Linked DNA regions of Homo sapiens: region 2 is linked to region 1. The links are chromatin loops, found by intact Hi-C in ENCODE. Cell type or tissue: PC-9. All regions are shown on one strand. Links, peaks and the distances in the headings refer to the core of each region. The heading gives the core; the rest is flanking DNA.

The links. A loop is a pair of places that touch in the nucleus more often than their neighbours do. Peaks named below come from ENCODE experiments on the same cell type or tissue, not always from the same donor. Only the 100,000 strongest peaks of a DNase experiment are listed, where the experiment ranks them.
Region 2: it touches region 1 in a loop (8-fold over the local background); 13 of 110 quality-filtered maps call a loop at or near these places.

The regions. Positions count from the first base shown.
Region 1 is chr12:56,592,831-56,595,724 of GRCh38, forward strand. It overlaps RBMS2 (RNA binding motif single stranded interacting protein 2), which reads left to right. Exons shown (of 14, transcript NM_002898.4): 14 at 1-2,894. BAZ2A (bromodomain adjacent to zinc finger domain 2A) reads right to left here. Exons shown (of 29, transcript NM_001300905.2): 29 at 2,766-2,894. Among named protein-coding and RNA genes, the nearest start is that of BAZ2A, 36 kb to the right of the region's middle. In PC-9, for the core only: CTCF peaks have their summits at 1,494 and 1,693; no DNase peak of the experiment used is centred there; H3K27ac peaks cover 1,313 bases.
Region 2 is chr12:56,495,708-56,498,624 of GRCh38, forward strand. No RefSeq gene overlaps it. Among named protein-coding and RNA genes, the nearest start is that of GLS2, 9.0 kb to the left of the region's middle. In PC-9, for the core only: CTCF peaks have their summits at 1,189 (motif pointing right), 1,390 and 2,099; no DNase peak of the experiment used is centred there.

The DNA.
Region 1 (2,894 bases), core at 395-2,894:
TGGTCTTGCTGTGTCACCCAGGCTGGAGTGCAGTGATGCAGTCGTAGTCTACTACAGTCTTGAATTCCTGGGCCCAAGGGTTCTTCCCACCTAAGCCTCCCAAGTAGCTGGAAGTACAGGCACATACTACCAAGCCCAGTTCGTTATTTTAAGTTTTTGTAGAGACAGGGGTCTTACTATGTTGCCCAGACTGGTCTTGAACTCCTGTCAAGTGAGCCTCCCACCTCAGCCTCCCAAAGTGCTATGATTACAGGTGTGAGCCTCCATGCTTGGATGAGATGTTGTTTTTAATGTTTTTGGTTTTTTGGTTTTGTTGTTTTGTTTTTTTGAGACAGGGTCTCACTCTGTGGCCCAGGCTGGAGTGCAGTGGCACCATAATGGCTCACTGCAGCCTCGACCTCCCAAGGCTCAGGTGATCCTCTTGCCTCAGCCACCCCTTCCCCGGCCACCAAGTAGCTGGGACTATGGGCTTGTGCCACCATGCCTGGCTAATTTTTTTATTTTTAGTAGAGATGGGGTTTTACCACGTTGGCCAGGCTAGTGTCCAACTCCTGACCTCCAAACAGCTAATTTTTGTATTTTTAATAGAGACAGGTTTTCGCCATGTTGCCCAGCCTCGTCTCGAACTCCTGGGCTCAAATGATCCACCCACCTCGGCCTCCCAAAGTGCTGGGATTATAGGCATGAGCCACCACACCTGGCCTTTTCAGTTTTTTTATTTTTATTTTTTCTTTGAGACGGAGTCTCGCTCTGTCGCCCAGGCTGGAGTGCAGTGGCGTGATCTTGGCTCACTGAAACCTCCATCTCCTGGGTTCAAGCAGTTCTCCTGCCTCAGCCTCCTGAGTAGCTGGGATTACAGGTGCCTGCCACCATGCCTGGCTAATTTTTGTATTTTTAGTAGAGACAGGGTTTTGCCACATTGCCCAGGCTGGTGTTGAACTCCTGGGCTCAAATGATCCACCTGCCTTGGCCTCCCAAAGTGCTGGGATTACAGGCGTGAGCCACTGCACCCGGCCCTTTGTAGTGTTTTTAACTAAAGAATTTGTAGAGTTGCCCAGGCCAGGAAGCCTGGTGGCTCTAAAGGGTAATAGACCTTGTCAGTAACAGATAAGGAGTGGTAAGAGGACATTACTCATATTGAAGATGAAGACCAGACTTTGCTGCTTCACAGGCCATGCGCTGGGTTGGGCCACTTCAGCTCCACTCCATTCGTTTTCCTTTCCTAACTTGACAATCAGCTCACTCACCCTCCCTTAGTGCCTCCAGTGCCTACTCCTGTCACTCCAATGTCAACCCATTGGGAGTTGAGGCCTGTCACTCCAATGTCAACCCGTGGGCTGTTACTTTGCGTCATATGATGCTGTGAGAGGCCTTGCTGGAATGTCCTAGGAATCCCTAGTAGCAGTGGCTATTAGTCTTCTAGAAAAGAACTATTGCTGCTGCCTTGTGCACATGCCCCACCTTCTGGGCAAGTGGCAGCATTGCGCTCATGAGGGGCTTTGCATTCTTAGCCAAGGGCAATAAACTGGGTGGGTGATCTGGCCCAAACTTGCCCCTAGGCTCTGCTAGCCCTGAATCAGCAGGCTTCAGAGACGAGGGTGGGTGTTATAAAAGCCAGTCTGTAAAGGGTAAATTCCAAATCTTGTGCCTTGTTATACCAATCCTTCCTGATTCCCGTTTAAACCAACTACTCTATTTCTGTGCTGCCTACATTTTCAATCCTCCCACGCATTAGCAAATTCCTGAAATTTCCTCATTTGGTAGGCCTTCCATAGGAGTCAGCTATGGACTTCCATAGGAGTTGGCAGCTAAAACCAGACTGTGAGCTTCTGTCTCCGTTCTGATTTTTGCTGCACCTCCCAGGGGACAGTCCCCACATGATTACAAAAGCCAGGTGCCCTCATCACCCGTTACCCCTGACCTGTCCACTTGTTTTGAATAAACCTTCATTCTCCAAGCAGATCCCCAAACTTCCTTGTCCTTGTTACACGTCTACCTCACAACCTCACAATTCAACAACAGGTAAATACCTGGATTCACTGATTTCTTTACTGTCCTTCTCTGAGGGTTGGGAAGGTGGGGGCTAGAAAAGGCTCATAATTTTTAAACTCTTGGGAATTAAACTTGGGAATTTCTATTCCTACAGTGTTTTCTCTGGGATTTTTAGCTCACTGATCGCCCTAGAATAGTGTGAACTCTCCAGATAGGTCCTGCTGTGATAGGCCAGGGGAGTAGGCTGTGCAGTGACGGCTTAGGGTAATAAGTAATGGTTGGAGGACACCAGCATAGGAGCAGAGTTTAGAACTTAAGAGGACAAGAAAGCTGCTCAGTGGCTGGCGTATAGCTGTGAAGGTAACCAAACACCAAAGAGGGAGTCTGTCATTTTTATAAGGCTGGAAGCGAATGTTCCTTTTCTACCTTAACATACAGTTTAGGGGGTTGCACCAAGACAAAGTTTCCAGGCTGGAGGGTAATACATATCCAGCGCGAGTGAAGTCCCCACTCCAACATATACCCTTTTTGGGTGGGTAAACACCTCTTTGCATGTGGACAGAAAATGTTTATACTTAAACAGACATATTTTGCATATTTTTATCTGGAGACTTCTTCTAGTTTTATACTCTTCCCACATCTATGCCAATGCCACCATTCTAAAACTTACACTCCTTTTCTACCCCTGGTCTTTTCCTTGTCCTTCCCTACAACTTGGTAGAGGTCCATTTTGTCTTACTTCACACTTTTTTTTTTTTAAATAAAACACAAAAGTCTACGTCTTGGTGTCTTATCCGTGAGTGGGAAGTGGTAAGCTGGTGATGGTCCCATATTTGCTATGACAGGAACACAGAGGTGGCAGCTTAGGAAGCTGGGGCCACATCTCACAAGGCAGGACCTGG
Region 2 (2,917 bases), core at 98-2,597, 97 kb before region 1:
ACCCCAGCACTTTGGGAGGCTGAGGTGGGCGGATTACCTGAGGTCAGGAGTTCGAGACCAGTATGGCAAACATGGTGAAACCCCGTCTCTTCTAAAAATACAAAAAATTAGCCAGACGTGGTGCCGCACACCTGTAATCCCAGCTACTCGGGAGGTTGAGGCAGGAGAATTGCTTGAACCCGGGGGGCAGAGGTTGCAGTGAGCCAAGATCACGCCACTGCACTCCAGCTGGGCGACAGAGTGAGACTCTATCTAAAAAAAAAAAAAAAAAAAAAAACTGCTTAAAGAACTCTATAGAATCACAATCTTTAACAGAATTATTATTATTTAATATAGAAGCACAAGCAGGGGAAAAATACGTCATCAAAATTTTCAAGTAGTCAACTCATTATTGGAGCCATTTTATTTTATAATTTTATTTATTCAGCTGGTTCAGAATTCAAAAGGGCATGTAATGAAGTCGCTATCCTGCTTCTGTTTCCCAGCTATCCAGCTTCCCTCCCTGGAGGCAAACAGTGTCATTGGTTTTCAATATATCCTTCCAGATGTATGTTATCCGTATCTAAGCAGTTATATTTATTCTTACTTCGCATAAATGGCAGCATGCTATAAGCACTGTTTTGTATTTTGCCTTTAACAATTTTTATTATACATCTTGGAGAACTTTCCAAATCAGTACATAATGTGCTTCCTTTTATTCCTTCATAGTATTCTATTGTCTGGATGTATTATAATTATTTAACAAATTCCCTATTGGTGAATATTTGTCATTATTGCTAGAATGACCGTATTTCCTTGTTTGCCTGGGACATTCTAAGCTCATGCCACTTGTCCCAGCTTATTTATTTATTTATTTATTTGATGTGGGCGGCAAGCCACCCAGGCACCGAGGCAAGAGACAGAGGACACGAGCTGTTCCAGTATAATAAAATATAAAACAAGAATAGTTATACCAGATATAGATCTTAGATATGATTATATATGAATATCATTAATCATTAGTTTGTAGCAATTACTTTTTATTCCAATATTATGATAATCCTCGCTCTATAATCATAGCCTAGGAAAAACCACGCCATACAGAGATAGGAGCTGAGGGGACATAGTGAGGTGTGACCAGAAGACAAGAGTGCGAGCCTTCTGTTATGCCCGGACAGGGCCACCAGAGGGCTCCTTCGTCTAGCGGTGACGCCAGCGTCTGGGAAGACGCCCGTTATCAGGGGGATCGTGGTCCAGCGGTAGCAAAGGTGTCAAGGAACAACACCCGCTACTTAGCAGACCGGGAAGCGGGGGGGGGGGAGGTCTCCCTTTCCCCAGGGGAGTTTAGAGAAGACTCTGCTCCTCCACCTCTTGTGGAGGGCCTGACATCAGTCAGGCTTGCCCGAAGTTATCGGGAGGCCTAACCGTCTCCCTGTGATGCTGTGCTTCACTAGTCGCACTCCTAGTCTGCCTTCATGTTCCATCCTGTACACCTGGCTCTGCCTTCCAGATAGCAGTAGTAAATTAGTGAAAATACTAATAGTCCCTGATATGCAGAAATAATGATGTAAGCTGTCTCTCTCTCTGCTTCCTCTCCCTCTCTGCCTCAGCTGCCAGGCAGGGAAGGGCCCCCTGTCCAGTGGACACGTGACCCACGTGACCTTACCTATCATTGGAGGTGACTCACATTCTTTACCCTGCCCCTTCTGCCTTGTATCCAATAAATAACAGCGCAGCCAGACATTCGGGGCCACTACCGGTGTCCGCGCATTGGTGGTAGTGGTCCCCCGGGCCCAGCTGCCTTTTCTCTTGTCTCTTTGTCTTGTGTCTTTATTTCTACACTCTCTCATCGCTGCACACAGGGAGAGACCTACCGACCCTGTGGGGCTGGTCCCTACATCGGGGCTGAGAGTTGACGAATGCCCCATTGTTTAGAGGGGCCTGGGGCCGGCCCCTCATCCTGTTTCCCTGATTTTTAAAAGGCCGTAAAGGATGGCCATCAATATCAAATCTGAAATGGCATTGAGATGCCCAGTGAAGACCCTTTTGGCATCGTGGGCATACAGTAGAAGGTGGGGCATCTTGTTGCTGAAAAGTTTTTTGTTGTTGTTGTTGGTGATGTAAAGGATGGCGACCTGCACGCCGAGGGCAATTTCTTTTTGCATGTCCATTCTGGCCGCATATGAAGCATTGGCCAGAGAATTGTCCAGGCATTCGAATAGAGGCCATAGCTTGTGCCATAATCATTGCTGTATGGAGAGTTCCTCCCACCCCTTCACAGGCTTTAATGTAGGAGGTGAGTATATCACCACCTGGTGGAATTTTACCTTTGACGGGGCGAATAGCCGCCTGACAATCTGGATTTGCTTGTTCATAAGCCATAAGTTCTACAACAAGTCTTTGGCCGTGGCTATCAGGAATAGCCTTTTCTGCTGCGTCTTGAAGATGAGCAATAAAGTCTGGGTAGGGCTCATGTTGTCCCTGTCTGACGGCTGTGAAAGATGGGCATACTTTACCATCATCTTGAATTTTGTCCCAAGCATCTAAGCAACATTTTCGCAGTTGTTCAATAACCTCATCATTTAGTATAGTTTGGTGTCGGATTGCAGCCCATTGACCCATTCCCAGTAACTGGTCAGCCGTAACGTTAACAAGAGGATTAGAGCCCTGATTAAGACGAATGCGTTCCTGGACAGCATCAACCCACCAAGTCCTGAATTGTAAATATTGGGATTTAGATAAGACTGATTTTGCCAAAATTTCCCAATCATAGGGTACCAAACGTTTATCTTCTGCTAAGGCTTTTAATGTGGAATGGACAAAAGGAGAGTTGGTGCCATATTGTTTCACTGATTCCTTAAAATCTTTGAGGAATTTAAAAGAAAAACTTTCCTATGTAGCAGGGCGTAGCTGAACCTGGCCTGGATGGATGGTGTCA